Linked DNA regions of Homo sapiens: region 2 is linked to region 1. Evidence: read pairs that join two places in POLR2A ChIA-PET (ENCODE). Cell type or tissue: PC-9. All regions are shown on one strand. Links, peaks and the distances in the headings refer to the core of each region. The heading gives the core; the rest is flanking DNA.

Region 1 (9,664 bases), core at 982-8,981:
GGCCAGGACCAGGCAGCGGCCGTTGCGTCTGTTGTGGGGGGTTCACCACGGCTGCCGCAGGCCTCCCCTTCCTGCTCCCCCGGTGCCAGGCCACCCTCCTCCCTCCCACAGACATCCTGGGAGCCAGATGCTGTGGCTGGCCGGGGCGTTTGCCCACAGACACAAAAGGCTGAGGCGGGGTGGGGCATATGAGCCAGGAAGGCGGGGCCCCCACAGCCAGCCCAGGAGCCATGGCCAGCCTGGTCTCCCCTCCAGGAGGCCGCTAGTAGTGCAGGGGTGGGAGGAAGGGGCAGGGGAGTCTGGGCAGGGGAGTCTGGACCGAGGACCCCATGCTGCCCACCGCATCCCAAGGTAGCGGCCTCCCCTGCACCCAGGAAGAGGCCACTCCTTATCGCCTGCCCAACATGTGCGCCCTGAGCCGAAAGCCCAGATTATTTCAGCAACTGTCCCTCACTCGTCACCTGTTCTGTTTGGAAAACAGCCCCTTTCTTGTTGCACAAAGAGAGGTTTCTCTGCTTCCAGCAGTGCCGGGTGCTAATCTCCCTGCCTGGAACGGGGCGGTGGCGTGGTGTGTGGGTCCGCGGCGCTCTGTAAACACGACGCCCGCCGCTCAGCAGTCATTGAGTTACGGCAGTGCTGGGTGCCAGGAGCGGAGAGCCCTGTGTGCCCGCTGCCAACTGCAATTACCTCTCTGCGTGCCAGCCGCGGGGGGCGGGGGGAGCTTAACCCTTCCCACGCTGTAGGGTTGGGGTGGCCGAGGGAATACCAGCAACTGTGGGCCCAAGGACATGGGGGCCCAGGGCCGCCTCCTAGGCTGCAGGGCAAGGGGTCTGAGCAAGCACGGGGATCCAGGCAGGGGTGCCCTGCCACGGAAAGGCCAGGGGGGCCTCCAGGAGTCTCCTGCTGGCCAGGCAGCCTGAGAGTAGCCAGTATTCGCGAGGCACCTACTGTGTGTCCAGGGCTGTGTCCCACGGGGAGGCAGGTGGCCTGGGAGGAACTCTTTGTCCTGGGACAGGCCCCTGGGTGGCAGCCTGTGTGCGCTGACAGCTCTCCCCGCCCCGGCCCCCTCCTCCAGCTGGCACATTTGGAGCCCGCCTCCTAGCGTCTGGGGAGGTGGGGCACGGCCACTGTGAGGGTGAGCCCAGCCCGGCCGGCCCAGCTGTGCTCCACATTTTCTCAGCTCCCCAGAGCCCCTCCTGGCCCCCCTGTTTCCCCTTGCTGCCCATCTGGAGCACACATCTGGCCAGGACCACTGCCGAACAGGCTGCCCTTGTTTCCAACCAATCACCACTTCCCCCGGGGCTTCCTCGGCAGGGAGGCAGCCTCACCCGAGCCTGCTTGTCACCGTCCACCGGCCAGGTTCCCACGGCCACGATGGGAGCCCCTCACCTGCCCCTGGCCCGGGCACCAGGGTCAGTCTCTTGGCCACCAGGGTGTCGCTGGGAGCCCAGTCCGCCAACTTACCTTCGTGGGAGTGGGAGAACCAGATCTGGGAGGTGGTGGGGTGGGAGCCACGGTAGGCCTGCTCAGGGGGGGAGGAGCTGGGGCCGCTGGGGTGCGTGGAGGCTGCCGAGCCCAGGCTGCTGGTGAGGAAACTGCCCATGAACGAGGAGGCCGGAGAACTTCCCATCAGGCGGCTGCTGGCTGTGGACACAGGGCAAGAGTGACTCTGGGGGCAGCTCCCAGGGTGTGGCCTGAGGCAGGGCAGGGGCAACACCACAGCCCTTCTCCACAGGGGACTCTCAGGCCCCAATCTCCCCCAGAGCCTTTGACTTTCAATATCCAAGAAACCGATGATGGGAAAGGTTACCCCCATATGCCTTTGACTGCCACACTCAGAGTCCTGAGTCTTTTGGTGCCCCAGGTGTCCTGGTACTGACACTCTCCTGCTGTTGCAAACCCAAGAACGACATCTTTGTCACAAGCACATCACCACCACCACCACCACGAGCCATATCACCCACCACTATCACCCCCAACCACATCACCCACATCACCCCCAACCACATCACCCACCACTATCACCCCCAACCACATCACCCACGACTATCACCACCAACCACATCACCCACCACTATCACCCCCAACCACATCACCCACGACTATCACCACCAACCACATCACCCACCACTATCACCCCCAACCACATCACCCACCACAATCACCCCCAACCACATCACCCACGACTATTACCACCAACCACATCACCCACCACTATCACCACCAACCACATCATCACCAACCACATCACCACCAACCACATTACCCACCACTATCACCCCCAACCACATCACCCACCACTATCACCACCAACCACTATCACCACCAACCACATCACCCACCACTATCACCACCAACCACATCACCACCAACCACATCACCCACCACCACCACCACGAGCCACATCACCACCAACCACATCACCCACCATCACCCCCAACCACATCATCACCAACCACACCCACCACTATCACCACCAACCACATCACCACCAACCACATCACCAATCACATCATGCACCAACCACATCACCAATGACATCACCCACCAACCACATCACCACCAACCACATCACCCACCACCACCACCAACCACATCATCACCAAATCACCAACCACATTACCCACCACCACCACGACCCACCATCACCCTCAACCACATCATCACCAACCACATCACCACCAACCACATCACACCAACCACATCACCACCAACCACATCACCCACCACTATCACCACCAACCACATCGCCACCAACCACATCACCCACCATCACCACCAACCACATCACCACCAACCACATAACCACCAACCACATCACCCACCACTATCACCCCCAACCACATCACCCACCACTATCACCCCCAACCACATCACCACCAACCACATCACCCACCAACCACATCACACCAACCACATCACCCACCACTATCACCCCCAACCACATCACCCACCAACCACATCACACCAACCACATCACCCACCACTATCACCCCCAACCACATCACCACCAACCACATCACCCACCAACCACATCACCCACCACTATCACCACCAACCACACCACCAACCACATCACCCACCACTATCACCACCAACCACATCACCCACCACTATCACCCCCAACCACATCACCCACCACTATCACCCCCAACTACACACCCACCACTATCACCCCCAACCACATCATCACCACTATCACCCCCAACCACATCACCACCAACCACATCACCCACCATCATCACCAACCACATCACCCACCACTATCACCACCAACCACAACACCCACCATCACCCCCAACCACATCACCCACCACTATCACCCCCAACCACATCACCCACCACTATCACCACCAACCACATCACCCACCAACCACATCACCACCAACCACATCACCCACCACTATCACCCCCAACCACATCATCACCAACCACATCACCCATCACTATCACCACCAACCACATCACACCAACCACATCATGCCAACCACATCACCCACCACTATCAGCACCAACCACATCACACCAACCACATCACCACCAACCACATTACTACCACATCACCTACCATCATCATCACCACCAACCACATCACCTGTCACCAACCACATCATCATCACCAACCATATCACCCAGCACTATCACCACAAACCACATCACCCACCACCACCAACCACATCAACACCACCCCAACTACATCACCATCACCACCACCACACAACACCAACCACATTATCATCACCAACCACATCACCTCCACCACCATGCCCCCAACCACATCACCACTACCATTACCACCAACCACATCATCCACCACCATTACCAACCACATTCAACAACAACCACACCACCACCACCATCACCAACCACAACAACCATATCATCATCAATCACCAATCATCATCAATAACCACATCACTCGCCACCACCACCATCACTGTCACCACCACTACCACCCAGGTGGGTGCTGGGTACTGTGCCCAATCAACTTTCAGGGTCTGTGGATGGGCCTCCTCTTCACAGGGAGAGCACCCTGACTCTCCCAGCCCACAGCTGTGGGCAGCTCCAAGGCCTCTCACACACTGGCGAACTTGCCAAAAAGGTCAAGGTGATACATGAGGCACCAGGGTCAGCGGGGCCCCAGCCATAGGCCCTGTGTCAGCTCCACGGGCCCCACAGTCTCGGCCCCTCCAGGCAGCACTGGGAGGAGCTGTTCTCTCTCCTGAGTGGGGTCTTCATCCCTCTACCCAGGCCCAATAAACTGACTTGTCAGACAGGAGTGCCCCAGTCTCAGGCGAGCAGAGGGAGAAACTGAGCCAGGGGGAAGACTGAGGGCGGGGGACAGAGGAAGGAAGGGTGGCGCTGAGGACGGATCTGCTTCTAAAATCCCTTCAGGATTCCTGGGGCTGGGCCCCGACTGGGCTGGCACAGAGCTGCGGATGGCGCTCACCTCTGGGTCAGGTGGAGGCCGCGAGAGGCTCCTTCCTGGGCACCGCCAGGATACCCCGCACTTCTCCTGGCAGCCTGAGTGTGGGAAATGGTGAGCCCCCAGCGCCCCAGGCCCCGCCCAGCCCAGCTCTCCCGGACCATCGGCCCGCCTGCATGCTTGCCTGTGGCCCCTCAGCTGTGCCCACCTCTGCCCAAGTCCAGTGGCCAAGGCCAGCCCGAGGGAGCCTCCCAGAGTTGCCATGACTATCGGCTCCTGCACACGGAGGACACAGCACACACAGATTTCTGCACACGGTGGCCCTGCTGCTCCGTGGGTGGTCTGAGGCTGTCACTGAGCGGCCCCCACTCCAGCCAGGCACCCTGGCACCTTGTCGTCTCCATCCCACGGGCAGCAAGCCTGGCCTGGGACCATTCCAGGAACCTGGGGCGGGGGGCCTGCCCCCTCGGGAAAGAGGGGTATGAGGCTGAGCGTGGGGATAGTGGGGTCTGCGGGGGCCCAGCCCGAGGTGAGTCAGGACAGCCATTCCCCTGCCCGGGAGGCAGGGGGAATTTGTGAATTTCTGATGCCTCATCCAGCCTGGCTTGGCCCTGGGAACTTCCCAGACATGAGGTGACTCAGCAGAGGCGGTGGGGCAAGGGGGGCGGCGGGGGCTGCCCTGCACGGCCCTGGCAGGCTCCTGCTGTGCTGAGCCAGTTCCCAGCCCAGGGCCCCCAAGGCCCCTTCCCCTCTCGTGTGCGAACGCAGCCATGTGGACTCAAGGGGCCTCTCCCAGTCATGGCAGCAGAGGAGGGGTCTGTGAGTGCTGGTGGGGGACGTGGGCTGTGAGCTGGCCTCTGCGGCGGGTGGGCGGGTGGAGAGGAAGAGCCGGCCCAAGGGACTGTGGAGCAGGGCCAGGCCCAGGCCCAGGGCAGGGGGTGAAGGTGCCCGCGAGCCAGGGGCTTCCCGGACCACAAGGCTGGGACTGCCATGGGCCGGGGCCAGACCACAGGCCCGGCAGCCAGGGAGGGGACTCTGGGTTGGGAAGGGAAGTGCTGGCTTCCCCTGCTTGGGGACACTGGGGCATGCCTGTGGGGTGAGTGTGGGCTCCCCTCGGAGTTGGAAGCTTGCCGCTGCCTCGCCCAGGCCCGCCTCGAGTCCCCCAGGCCTTCCCACCCCCACACCCTCCTGGGGAAGTCCCTCCCGCCTTTTCCTCCTCGGGATGGTGGGAAGCAACTAAGTCCAAAAGTTGGGTCTGGAGAAGGGATTTCTCCAGGATCCTGGCCTGAGAACCCTGTACCTTGAGCTCTCCCACACCACATCAGGTGGGGGCAGGACACTCCCCGGTGTCCCACGGGGCCCTCAGTGGGCAACCAGCCTGTCTCCGGACTTGGGGGACCCTGCTGTGCTGCCTTATCTGAGCCCACTGAGGAAGGGTCCCCGGCCCCACAGTCTGGGGAATGAGAGGGAAGGGGATGGGGGCTCTAGCCTAGCCCCTCCCTGCACCTGACCAGCCTCACCAAGCTGGGGGTCCCAAAGTGCTGTCTGTGCCCAGAGTCAGGCAGGGCTGCTGATCTGGGGATCTCTTTCACTTCTTTTTCCCTTTCATTCTGGAAACGGGCCACCTGGATTGCTGTCTCCTTGTCATACAAACATTATGTCTTTGTATTTTCACCATAATAAGCTCAGGTAATAAAGCACAAGAGAGACCAGACACGGTGGCTCACGCCTGTAATCCCAGCACTTTGGGAGGCCAAGGTGGTGGATCACTTGAGGTGAGGAGTTCAAGACCACCCTGGCCAACAAGGTGAAACCCTGTCTCTACTAAAAATACAGAAATTATCCGGGCATGGTGGTGCGCACCTGTAATCCCAGCTATTTGGGAGGCTGAGGCGGGAGAATTGCTTGAATCTGGGAGGCAGGGGTTGCAGTGAGCAGAGATTGTTCCACTGCCCTCCCGCCTGGATGACAAAGTGCGACTCCGCCTCCAAGAAAAAAAAAAATCACGAGAGGAAGCGGAGTCACCCGAGACCCCGGCCCTGAGGCCCTCGCATGAGCGTTCTGGGACCACTTCTGGGCACAGCTGCAAATACCCTTCTCCAGTATCACATGGGGTCGCATGCTGCACCCCAATTCCGTGCCCAGGCATCCTGCGTACTGAGCCTACCATGAGAGACCCTACCATCCCCCCCAAGGGACTGGGGTGGCCTCTTGCTTCTGGAAATCCTGGCTCTGGCGGCAGCTGCTGCCAGGGCGTCTCACTGGCTGCTCAGCAGGCCAGCACCTCGGAGACGGGACCAGGCAGGGGAAGAGCCTCTGCCCGGCATCCCCCTTGCCCCGTGAGCAGGGGCCCTGCACACGGCTGGGGGCTCTCAGATGCTTACTCTAAAGGCGTGGATTTCTCCCCCACTGTCCTGGCCTTGGCTTGAAACTTGGAAGCAGATTCTGCAGGCCCTGCCAGGTGGTCACTACTGTGGTGACCCCTGCGAGTGTGGGGGACGGGACTGCCGGCCACCTGAGGCCCTCCCTATCCCACTCAGCTCCCGAGGAGCCCGGGAAACCCCAGGACAGAGCATCACGCCTCTACTGTCACCCCCGCCTCCCGGTGTTTGGGGATGGCACCGTGACTGGCCAGCAGAGCCGTGGGCAGACCAGGCTGCCACCTCCCCAGCCCCCCCGCCGACCAGTGGCCAACCCCAGACAGAGCCTGTGCCTCAGCTGCCTGGGAGCCGAGTGTAGCCTGGGCTCCAGCCAGGGCCAGACCGTGTGGGCCAAGGCCAGCCGGGAACCGGGCTGAGGGCTCTTTCCTCTTGGCAAAGGAAGTGCTGTGGTTACCAGCCCAGGCGGAGGCAGCTGGGGGCCAGGGAGGGGGTCTTGACCTAGACCTCCTCAGACCAAGTGCCCCATCCTGGCACTGCCTGCAGTGGCACCTCCCCTACCTGGGGCTTCAGACTCATGTGACGTAGTGCCATCATGCTCCCAAGGTCGGTCGTGGGCCCGCCATGGGGCTGGTAAGAGATGGAGCATGACCAAGTCTAAGTTGCTGGTCCAGGCCCATAGCCCCAAGTGCTCCGCTGGGGGCTGAACACGGCCTGTCCCCACCCGCGTGCATGGTCAGGGCACCCTGGCCCCACACAGAGCCTGCCTGGGGCCGCTCTGCCAGGCTTCCCATCAGCTCTCATCACAGGAGGCAGCATGAGTTTAGGATGTTCCTGGGGAAGGGACAGTAAGCGGGATGCGGTGTCAGCGGGGCCACCGAGGACTGCACACTGGCCTCCAGTTGGCTGCCCCCACTGCCCAGCCGGCCCAGGCCGGGTTTGCAGCTCTAGATCCAGACCGGGCTCTGGCCCCAGCTCCAGGGCCACCTCAGCTCTGCCCAAGATGCTGTAGAGGCCTGGCTTGGGCGGCCGGCTAGCTGAGGAAATGGTTTCGGGAGACAGCAACACCAGGAGGGCTGTGGCCACCCCCAGGTGGCTCAGGTCCTCGGGCACAGCCCCATCCCTGGGAGGCCAGTCTGACCCGGAGCCCAAGGTCCAGCCAACTAGACCAGGAGGCAGGCTGTGCCTGGACCTGCTGTCCCAGGGTGGCCCAGCAGCGGGAAGACTGGGGAACAGCTGCACAACAGCTGGGCTGGAGTCTCGGTGCCCAGTGAGCCTGGCCCCGGCCCAGGGGTGCTGTGTGGGGAGGCCGGCACACAGTAGGTGAGAGCTGGCCACATGGGCTTACAGCAGAGGTGGCCCTAAGTGGCCAGGACAGCCGATGGGAACTAGCCTGCCTCCTGCCAACCTGTCTTCCAGGCTCCTTGCCATGGATGGCTAAGAAGGGCAACACATGCTGGGCAGCCTGAGGGGTACAGAGCATGCTGGGGCCCTGGAGCCCAGGACTCCCCGGAGAGCCACTCCCTCTGTAAGGGTCGGTCCAGCAGCCGTGCCAGCAGCCCCCATCCAGGGTCCCGAGGACCCACACAGCAGAGGCTGGGCCTGGGCAATCGGATGGCCAGGTGCCCACTGTGCCCCACCCCACTCTCCTGCCAGGCTGACCCTGCTCCGCCCTGTGGCACCAGACTGAAGGCAGACGGAACAAGAGGACGGCAGGGCCCGGGAGCCGGGAGAGGCGGGCGCGGAGCCGGCAGAGCGAGCATTTGTTTTGAGTTAAGTGAGCCGCCGAGACAGCATCCTCCTTTTCTGGAAACTGTGAAATGGGTTGTAAAAAAAAAAAAAAAAAAAAACGCCTCGTTGAGATGGCGGCAGCTCCAGAGAAGCAGCGAGGCCCTTCCCAGGCTCCCGGCTCCCGCTGCTTCCGGAAGCCCAGCTGCCGGGCTGCTGGCATGGGCCTCCCCGGCTCCGAGTCTGGCGGCTGCACCCGCCGCCTGCGTCAGCTCCCACCCCCGACCCACACCCACTCAGGCTCCCCTCTTCCCTCGGCACTGGCTTCCGCTCCACACCTTCCCCGCTCCCCACAGGGCCCGCCCAGGCGGGGGACACCAGGAGTGGCTGGGAACGGAGTGATGGGCGGTCCCAAGCACACTTCCCACGAGCCAGGCTCCCAAGGGAGCTGTGCAGGACGGGAGGGGAGGCAGGAAGGAGGAGCAGCCCCCCTGCTGGCCCTGCCCCACATTCCTCATTCCGGGAAAGCGCGGGGAGGAAGCCGCCCTGCACAGGTTCCTGCGTGGATGCAGAGGGGAGGTGCAGCCTGCTTGGAGGCAGGGGTGTAGCATCTGACCATTTGGCTGCCCAGAAAGAGGAATGAGGGACGGGGTGGGGAGACCAGGCTCTGCCTGGGGTGAGAGGCCACTCTGGGACCTCCGCCCGCACCAGGAGACCAGAAGCTGCTGTGGCAGGGGCTAGAGGCCCAGCCACATGCCACCCCAGTGTGCAGATGTGGCTGGGAGACAGGCAGGTGCATGCTGGGTGTGCAGGTGTTTGCAGGCTCAACCCCCAGATACAACCCAGTGATGCTTCCCCCACCCTGGCTGCAATCACTAGTGGTCCAGACTCGAGATGTGGGGTGCACCTCACACTTGCACACACTCACACTTGCACACACTCACACTTGCACAGAGGCAGGGGAGGGACTGTGTGTGACTCACGGGGTGTGTCTGTGCAAACCTGTCTCTGGGCATATGCACGTGACTATGGGTGTACACACAAGGTCTGACTGTGCTACATGTCTGGGATGAGTGGCTACACACACACACACACACACACGTACACACACACACGCACACACGTACACACA
Region 2 (9,664 bases), core at 1,152-9,151, 87 kb after region 1:
CGGCTGCTCCACGTGGCTCCCGCCGGCCGCCACCCCGCGCGGGGAGGACGCGTGCGTGCGGTGCGTGGCCGGCGGGCTGCGGGGACGCGCTTGAAATTAAATCTTCGCAGTGCCTGACCTTGTTTTTTCCTCGGCCCTGATAACTGCAGCAGCTGTTTTTTCCAGAATCCCTGCTGCTGGGGGAGGGGCGTTATTATTATTTTTGGTTGTCACAACCTCCTGGAAAAATTCCCTGGCCTCAGAAAGTGTAACAATGGCCTGGCGGATTTCTGGAGGAAGCGCCCCCTCCTCTGCTTTCTGCGGGGACACTTCTGCCCTCGAGCTGCAGTGGGGACCTCCTCCCCTGCTCTGGCCCTATAGCCCCCTCCCCGGCCTTCAGAGCCTTACATCAGGCTCCTAAGTACGTGGCCTTGGGGTCCTGCGGGCCCCTTCTGCTTGCCGTCCCTGCCCCTGGTCACGCCTGGGAAAGGTTGCAGCTCTGAACTGGGGAGAAGCTTATAGTCTCCAGCACGAATGAGGCTTGAGGGGCACGAGGCAGAGGCCTGGACACCCCACCCACCTGGAGCCAGTGACCCTCACCCAGTGCCTCCTTTAAGACACCACTGCAGGCTGGGTACGGTGGCTCACGCCTGTAATCCCAGCACTTTGGGAGGCAGGCGGATCACTAGGTCGGGAGTTTGCGACCAGCCTGGACAATATGGTGAAACCCCATCTCTACTAAAAATATAAAAATTAAGGGCCGGGCGCGGTGGCTCACGCCTGTAATCCCAGCACTTTGGGAAGCCGAGGCGGGCGGATCACGAGGTCAGGAGATGGAGACCATCCTGGCTAACACGGTAAAACCCCGTCTCTACTAAAAATACAAAAAATTAGCCGGGAGTGGTGGCGGGCGCCTGCAGTCCCAGCTGCTGGGGAGGCTGAGGCAAGAGAATGACTTGAACCGGGGAGGCGGAGGTTGCAGTGAGCCGAGATCACACTACTGCACTCAAGCCTGGGCGACAAAGTGAGACTCCATCTGAAAAAAAAAAAAAAAGACACCACTGCCCAGCCGTACTTGGAAGACATGTCTCCTCCCCAGGAATCCTGCTGTGTTTGCTTTTGGGGTCAGTGCTAGTCCAGAAGCAGTTAAAGATTAACCGGCCTGGGCCCTGGGGTAGAAGAGGAGGCTGAGGAGGGGGAGGGGAGGGGAAGGGGCTGCAGCACAAGTGGTGCCTGATTCCTGGGCCATTCCCTGGCAGCCAAGTGGCTGCTGGGCTCTGCACACAGCCCATCCCCCCCAGTGCTGCTGCCCGCGTTCCAGCTTGCCCCCACCTGCCAGGCTGTGCAGTGGGTTCAGGTGGGAAGCAGTTGCTGGGCCCACCTGTCTGGCAAGGGCAGTTGGGGAGCCCTGGCTGCTTAGCACAGGGGTGACCCCAGCTTCTGGCTCACACATCCCTGCAGACTGTGGGTGCTTAGTGTGGAAAGAGGAAGGACCTCTGCCCTCCTGGCCCTTCCTCCAGTGGGACGAGAAGCCCAGGAAAGAGGCTGAACCCAGGAAGGGCTCTGGGCAGCCTGGCCGCTGGTCTCGCAGTGTGTGGCTGGTCTTGGCCTCCTGTTCTGCTTCCCTGTCACGGGGGTCCAGGGTGTGTGTGTGTGTGTGTGTGTGTGTGCACCATACAGCCAATCCTGCGCCTGCATCTCCTTCTCCTGCATGGGCCCTCCTTGATCAGGAAGGGGAGGCAGGAGGATCTCAGCCCCCACCTCATTCTACCCCAGTGGGAGTGGCCTCTTCATGTCCAGTTGGTCCCAGGATCCCCTAACCCATCATCATCCTGGGAGGAAGGCAGTGGCTCCTCCCAGCAGAGAGCTCCAGGACCCGCCCTGCCCTGTGGGCGGCAGGGCCCTCCTCCTAAGCCCCTCTTCCTGCCCATAAATGTATTTACACTTGTATTACCCCAGGTACGTGGCTGTGACAATGGCATCCCCAGCCTGCATGGAGGACAGGAATTGAACTTTAGTCTCCAGGCAATGAAGGTGCAGGGACTACACTTTATTAATGGTTGTTATGTAATAAAAAACGATAAAATGGCCCCTATTTGTAATTTTTAAATGCAATTTGTTTTAATTTATGTTTCTGAGTACTTCTGGGGCTTGATGGGGGCTGTTGGGACATTGCTGGAGGGGCTGGGCCACAGCGCCTCCATTAGGAGGCACCGGAGATGAGATAAGCCTGGGGTGGCGGGAAGTGCCGGGGACATGGAGGGCACAGCCATGGCCTTACTCTGGCAGGAGACGAATGTTCTGGCTGCCTTTTAAAAAGCCATGGCCTTGCCCTTCTGTCTCTGGCCACTACAGAGTGGGCCTGGGGAGACATTCCTGAACCAGACATCCGGAAGCCTGCTGGGCAGGACCATTTCCCAGGGATGCTGCGACCTTGGGTACGGTGGCTCCCCTCACTCCCCACACCCCCACAGGCATCTGGGCAGGTCCCTTGGGTCCAAAAGCAGCTGGCCCAGTGCCTCTGGCCCCCTCATCAGGAGCCCTGCCTTCGATCTGGCCACAGAGGAAGCAGCCTCGTTGAGTGGGGATTGGTTATTTCTTCTAGCCTTGGGAGGGTCCAGTGTCCCTTCTGGCGCTATCTGCCCAGCCAGGGCCCCGTAGTCAGTGCCAAGGCCTGAGGGCCCAGAAGCCTCTCCAGGTGGGTCTCCTTGGCTTCCTTCTGCACCTGGCATCTGCCTCCCTGAGGCTGCACACCCACTGTGCAGAGGCTGCTTGGCTGGGAAGGGGCGCCATCCTGCTGCCCCCTCCCCAACCCACACACAGACCTCAGAGCAAGGCAGGAGCCGAGATTGTGACAGCAACATTTCACCGCCAGTGACTGAGCCAAAGCAAACCGCATCAGATGCATGGTCAGAGAGGGGGAAGAGAGGGGGAAGGCCTTCTGGGGGAGTGTGGAGCCCAGCATCGGGGGTGGGGGGGGCCTGGCTTTGCACAAAAGAAGGGGCCGGGCCTGGTGGCTCATGCCTGTAATCCCAGCACTTTGGGAGGCCAAGGATCGAGGATCACTTGAGTTCCAGAGTTTGAGACCAGCCTGGGCAACATAGGGAGACCCTCATCTCTACAAAAAATAAAATAAAATTAGCTGGGCTTGGTGGCACATGCCTGTGGTCTCAGCTACTCAGGAGGCTGAGGCAGGAGGATTGCTTGAGCCCAGGAAGTTGAGGCTGCAGTGAGCCGTGATCATGCCACTGCACTCCAGCCTGGGAGACAGAGCAAGAACTTGTCGCAAAAATAAAAACAAAAAAACAAAACAAACAAACAAACAGAAGAAAGTGAGAAGGACCAGAGCTGGGGACTGTTGGATGGGAAGATGCCCAGCCGCGGTGGTCCCAGGCTCTGCCCGCTGCCCTCAGCCCCTTTTATTTCAGACCCATCAATAGCCTGTGTGTTCCGCGTGCAGATGTGGACACTGTCAGAGCCAGGGCCCCCAGGCGCCCCTGCATCCCCCGCCCAGACCTCCCGAGTTTCAACCAGATGCGGTGCAGCCCTGCGTGGGGCCACCCTTGGTATGGTGGGCGGGGCCGCTGCAGGGTACCTCCTCGTTCCACTTCAGGCCACTCCCAGCCAGTGGCCCCGGCTCTGTCCGAGGCCACCCCACCCCCACTCCTGAGGATGGAGTCTGCACCTGCTGCCCCTCCCACCAAGGACCGTCCCAGTGCCTCTCCCTCCCTTTGCCTTTTATTTTGGGAGCCTCAGCTTGCCAAGTTAATTGGCAAACTTTCCCAGAAGTAAACTTGAGGGATAGAAATTAATAATTTTCCCGGAGTTGCGCTCATTGCTAATCAGGCCAGCTGGGAGGAGGGGGCCTGGGTGCATCAGAGGACCCCTGCAAAGCCATTAGCATGAACAAGATCTAAGGGTGAGGGGTCCCCCTTGCAATTCAGCAGCTCTGCAGCCCCAGTGCCCAGGTGCAGGAGCACGGGGGGCACAGGGTGAAGGCAAGGGCACCTTGGAAGGATTCCAGCCATTCTCACACCCACACCCGGGCCTAGGCAAGCAGTTCCCCTCTTGCCGTGTGGCCTGGGCTGGATGGGGTCCCCAGGGTCTCTCACTGACCCTGGAAAGGCCCACTTGAGTGAGACAGGGAAGGGTGTGAGCCCTGACTGAAGCTCAGGCCGGGCGGGGGATGCGCCCTTGGGGAAGGAGCCTGAAAGGAGAGCCAGGAGTCCAGAGCAGGGCCCAGCTGGGACCCAGGCAACCCGCCCCGACTTTGGAGCCCTCCTTTTGGAGACAAGTGCCAGCCCACCAAAGGGTGCACAGTGTTGGGGACCCTGTCCCCAGGACTCCCTTGTCCTATAAGGAAGTGTAGCCCCAAATCCCCTACATTCCAGAACTCTGGCCTTCTTGGGCCTTGTGTCAGGCTGGTGGGAAATGGGTGGAGCTTAGAGGCCTCTGCTCAGGTCTCTGCACCCCCAGAGCCATGGCTGGGCCCCTGGCAGAACCTCGCCACCGTCCATTGCTTTGTCAGCTCCTTGGCTGGGCCTTCAGAGCCTGTGGAAAAAAGCATCAGTATGTGGTCCTCAGAGGACCTCGGTGAAAATGCAGATGCCAGGGCCCAGCCCTGGAGAGTAGAGTCGACGTGTCCACCAGGACCCCATGTGATCTAACCCAGGCAGTCCAATGACCGTGCCAGGAGGCCTGGGCTGGGCTACAGGGTCAGCTCTGGAGGGTGGGTCTCTTCTCTCATGAAGCGTTTATTGAATGGAAGGACAGATGGGTGGATGGATAGGATGGATGGGGTGTGGATGGGTGGATAGGTGGATGGGTGGATGGGTGGATGGTTGGATGGGTGGATGGGTGGGTGGGGGGTGGATAGATGGGTGGGTTGGGGAGTGGATAGATGGGTGGGTTGGGGGGTGGATAGATGGGTGGGTGGGTGGGTGGATAGATAGATGGGTGGGTGGATGGATGAATAACTAGTGAATGGTGGGGGTTTCCTAGGTGCAGAGATAATGTCCTTAGCCCATTCTAGGCCCCACTGTTGTCAGCAAAGTTGACTCCACTAACTCCACAAGGAAATTTCCCCTGGAGAGCCAGAGATCAGAGCCAAACCCTGAAGGTGGACAGACAGGGGTGGAGGAGGGGGAGGGGACTTCCTGCTGCTTCTCATGGGTGGGGGCATGTGGGTGGCCCTGGGTGCAGCCTGGCCCGGCCCCGGCCCCCCAGCATTCCTCTACTTGTGAAATGTGACTGCGTGAGTCTGGAAGAGCTGGGCATGCTCAAGGAGGGCGGGGGTGAAGCTCACATTAGGGGAAAGAGCAGGGCAGGGCCACAGATGCGCTCCCAGCTCACTGCCACAGCTGGGCGGGGCTTCTCTGCCCAAAGGCCAGGTGAGAGGCTGCCCTTTGCTGCCGGCAGCTTACCTGTGACCACCTCGTGCCCTCGGCCATGCCTACCCATCTGCCCACTCTGAGCAGGGCTGACCCTTCCCAGAGCCTGGTGGGCTTATGCTGGCCAAGAGCGCCAGCCCCAGGCACCTCATGGAGACTGCCAACCACCTTGTCCCTTGGCCACAGGGACATGGGGTAGGAAGGGAGAGGAGAAGGAAGAGAAAGTTGGCACAGGCCAGCACCTGTACTTGGTCTGTTTATAGCATTAGCACTTGGCGTCCCCATGACTGCCCTGCCATGGAAATCACATTAAAGATGAGGCACAGAGAGGGTCAGTAATTTACCCAAGGCCACACAGCAGGATTGGAGCTAGGTTTGTCTGACTAAGAAGCCTACCCTTATCTAAGACACAATGTTTTGCAGATTAATGAAAATCATCATCCCGCAGGGCACATGGCAGATCCCTGCTCCTGCCCAGCATAGTGCCCATGGCCTTCAGCCAGGTAGCTGACCTGGCTTCCCAGACGAGGCAGACTGGGGAGAACAGCTTCTCAGGGCCAAGGGCTCACACTGCATCCCACAGCTCTGGAGCCCGCATCAGGCCAGGGCAGCGGGGCCACTGCCTCTAGGACATTGCTGGGAAGAGTGAGTTCTGACCCCTTCCACGTTCTGCAGAGCCTCGCTGGGGCCTGGTTAGATCCACCTGATGTGCTAGTCCAGTGCTGACTTTGTAGCATTAGCTCAGGAACTCAGGGCTCCCATCCCCTCTGCTCTCACGTGCCTCCCCGCTCGAGCACTGGAGACCTCGGTACACCAGATGTGGTCCCCATTGCTGCAGATAATGTCCCCAGTCTCAGGAAAGCTTTGGCGGTTTCTGTGGACTTACGGGCATTTTGCAGAGACAGCTATTCCAGCAGGGGTCCTGTGGGATGTGGAGTGAGGGCGTGGATGGCAGAGGGGGGCTGCTGTCTCCCGAGCGGGGTGGCCTCCCTGTCCGCACCCTACCCTTGGGGTTCAGCAAGTCCTGCTGAGCCTGCCGCTGGCACTGCTTCTCCAGCTCCAGGTCTCTCGTGTCACACTGGGCTCCTGCTCCACCCTGTCCCCAGCCTCCCTGACCCCTGGCTGGCTCCCTCCTTGTTCTCGTCCATCCTAGGTCCACAGCCAGCTGGAGAACTGAGACAAGCCGTGAGCAGTTCCCAAACTCCTGGGGAAGGTCAGCGGTCCCCTCCTCCCGGGCCTTACCTGCTCTGTCCCAGGCTGGGGGTGGCTATTCCCAGGCCACAGCCCTGGGGGGATCAGAAGGGCGGTGCTGGCCTTGCAGGGTGACCTGGGAGCCAGGGTGGACAGCAGGAGGCCCACAGCTCCTCCCCTTCCCCTGGGCGGGTCCTAACAGGTGCCAGAGCCGGCCCACTGGGGGCCCTAAGCTCTGCAGAGTTGGCCGTGGACCCAATCCTGGGGCTTGGGAATCTGCTCTTCATTGATGCTTTCACCGAAGTGGAATTCATTCCTACACTTTTTATTGATCTGAGTGAAGGGGCCAGGCTGGAGTGGCTGCTGGGCTGGAGAGGCAGGGGCTATGGCCCAGGTCCCCACCCTGCTCAGACCCTGGAGGCTGACCCTGTGCCTGTGCCTAATGGTGGCTTCTGGGCACTGGGGCCCGAGGGAAGCCTGAGGGCAGGGGGGAGGGAGGAGGGCGTGCACGTTCACCTCGGGCCCCCATGCTCAAGGCCCCTCTCACCAGTTCCAGCAGCACCTTCTCTCCTCACCCCCTGCCTGAGGAGGTGACGGCCCCCTGCTGTTGCCACGTGCTGGGGCACCTCCTCGGGTCCTGACAGCTCCAAACCACGGACTGCCTGATGGCCAGAGCCCGCTGCGAAGTGGCGATCCCGCACCCATGCGGAGGCTCCAAGACAAGATGAGAGGGCCCTGCCAGAGGAAGGGTTCCCTCTCCTCCACCCACCCCGATAGGAGTCCACCCTGGGATTCGGTGATGCCTCACCCTCTGTCTCCCAGCACCCCTGGCTGCCGGGGGGGATTGAGGGCCGGTCCCACCTTCCTCCTGTACCCAACTGGACCACAGGGCCGCCCCATGCCCCAAGGGGCCTCGGCTGGGACGCTTGCCATCTCCGTGAGCCTTTTCTCAGGAGAAGGGGGGCTGGTTCCCGTCCGGATGCCTCCCTGGCCTGCCTCTGCACCTGGCCCACCTCTGCACCTGGCCCTCCTGCCTGACTCTCGGACACTCCCCTTGGTTTGAGGGTCAGGCAGTGGCCAGACGCCCAGGGAGAGTTCTCCATCTCGAGCTGTGCTCTCTCTGCACTGCCCCCCTCGCTTCTAGCCATCAGGGGTCCCCTCTGCTCTCCGCCAGCCACCTCCTGCCTGCTTAGGGGAGAAACAAGAGGAAGGTGCCCCCGTAGGAGCCCCAAGACCACCAAAGGGACAGATCTGAGAGGCCACTCCCCAGGCCTGCTGTCCAGCTCTGGGGTGGGAGATGGCACCAGAGGAGAGGCCATCAGAGGCCCCCGAGTGGCAGGACAACGGCTGCGGGACTGCCTCTCCCAGGCTTGCCTTCCCTCGGGTGGCTCAGCAGCCCCTGAGTGATGCTCCTGCCTGGGACGCTTGACCTGCACTGAGCACAGGGGAGTCGGATCCGGAGGCATTCTCGGAATCACCTCTCCGGATGCTCAGAAAAGGGCAATGTTTTTAAAAAGGCAAAAGGGTGCGGTGCGTGTTATAGATGAGAGGAGGCTAACGGGAGACCCTGGATAGGATCCTGAACGAGGCTTGGGGTGGGACTGCTCTGGCGGGCCGTGGAGCTGACTGGGAAGTTTACACACAGCAGGCGGGGCCACGGGGCCGTGCATCGTTCTGTGTGGCACTGCGTTTCCCCAGGCGTGCTGCTGGAGGCAGGCAGGTGTTCTTAGACATTTGATGCTACAGTATTTAGGGTGAAGTGTCAAGGTGTCTGCAACTGACACTCAAAAGATTCAGCAGTTTTACATAAAGGGGGAGCAAGAAGTAAGAGAGGAAGCCAAGGTGACACAATATTTTTTAAAAGGGCTTCTGGGTACAAATCAGTGTACGTACAGAAATACATTTTATTTGTGCAGATGTGCAGAGACACTTTCGGCTGGCATGGTGGTTCATGCCTGTAATTCTAGCACTTTGGGAAGCCAGGGCAGGAGGATTGCTTGAGCCCAGGCTGGACAACATAGTGAGACCCCATCTCTGCAAAAAACACAAAAATTAGCCAGGCGTGGTGGTGTGTGCCTGTAGACCCAGCTACTTGGGAAGCCGAGGATCGCTTGAGTCCAGGAGGTCGAAGCTGCAGTGAGCCTTATTCTCACCACTGCCCTGCAGCCTGGGCAACAGAGCAAGACTCTCTCAAATCAATCAATCAATAAATTTGACTGCAGGTGCCAGAAGTGGACTCTGACTAACTGAAGCCGGGAGCAGGTATTTGGTTGGAGCTTGCAGCAGGGAGGGCAGGGGGAAGGCGCTGTTCAGGCCCCAACAGCAGCGGCTCGGGAGTGGCCCCAGCACAAGCCCAGTGTCCCTCGGCTCAGCATTCAAATTCCAGGAAAAGAGTCCCGATGGTCCGGCTTGGTCTAGGGCTGTGGCCCGTGGCAGGTCCCCAAAACCACACCTGCCGCTCCAGTGCCCCCCAAGGCTGCATGACCTTCGTGTGGACAGGATCATGGAACACATGACCTCACCCAAGCCTCCCAACCATGCCGTGATCCAGCACTGTTAGAATCATCCCCGTTTCACAGAGCAGAGTTGAAGTGTTGGGTGTTTAAACGCTGTGCCCAGGGCTGTCCAGCCAGGGAGTGGAATCTGGTCCTGGCCCAGAAGGCAGCAGCCCCACCCAGGCCACCTGCTCCAGGTCCCCGGGCTCCACAGACTTTCACATCTACTGCAGAGGCGCAAGGACGTTCCCCAGCATCAAAGCCCTCAGACCCTGGTGCCAGCCACGTCGTCACAGAACTTGTAGACCAGAGGATGCCCTGCGGATAGAGGGCCTGCCCTGGGCCTGCGCCAGGCTGGGCATATTGCTGAGGTCCCTGCTCTGTGCTGGCAAAATCCAGACCTCAGGAGAGGGGCAGGCAGGCTCTGAGAGGTTGCGGCTGCCCAGGGCCTGCAGCTGGGAGGAGCGGAGACAGACCCCCCCTCCCCTGGGACACAGTTGCTCTGCACCACACAGCTCCGCTCCTGGCGTCCCCTGGCTTTGCCGGGGGCGGCCGACCCAGCTGGCCAGGCCCCCTCCCCCTGCCCCACAGGTGGCCCTGAGCTGCTGA

Evidence for each region. ChIA-PET counts read pairs that join two places held together with the same protein. Peaks named below come from ENCODE experiments on the same cell type or tissue, not always from the same donor. Only the 100,000 strongest peaks of a DNase experiment are listed, where the experiment ranks them.
Region 2: POLR2A ChIA-PET joins it to region 1 with 6 read pairs; 6 of 35 experiments call an interaction of 5 or more read pairs at or near these places.

Annotation. Positions count from the first base shown.
Region 1 is chr17:81,418,780-81,428,443 of GRCh38, reverse strand. It overlaps BAHCC1 (BAH domain and coiled-coil containing 1), which reads right to left. Exons shown (of 28, transcript NM_001377448.1): 3 at 1,465-1,644. Among named protein-coding and RNA genes, the nearest start is that of MIR4740, 23 kb to the right of the region's middle. In PC-9, for the core only: no CTCF peak of the experiment used is centred there; DNase peaks (open chromatin) are centred at 5,073, 5,533 and 8,913; H3K4me3 peaks cover 1,772 bases; H3K27ac peaks cover 2,785 bases.
Region 2 is chr17:81,331,588-81,341,251 of GRCh38, reverse strand. It overlaps RENO1 (regulator of early neurogenesis 1), which reads left to right. Exons shown (of 2, transcript NR_186479.1): 2 at 1,939-2,069. Among named protein-coding and RNA genes, the nearest start is that of TMEM105, 5.7 kb to the right of the region's middle. RefSeq lists enhancers at 1,060-2,008, 8,811-9,381, 9,382-9,664. In PC-9, for the core only: no CTCF peak of the experiment used is centred there; a DNase peak (open chromatin) is centred at 5,271; H3K27ac peaks cover 510 bases.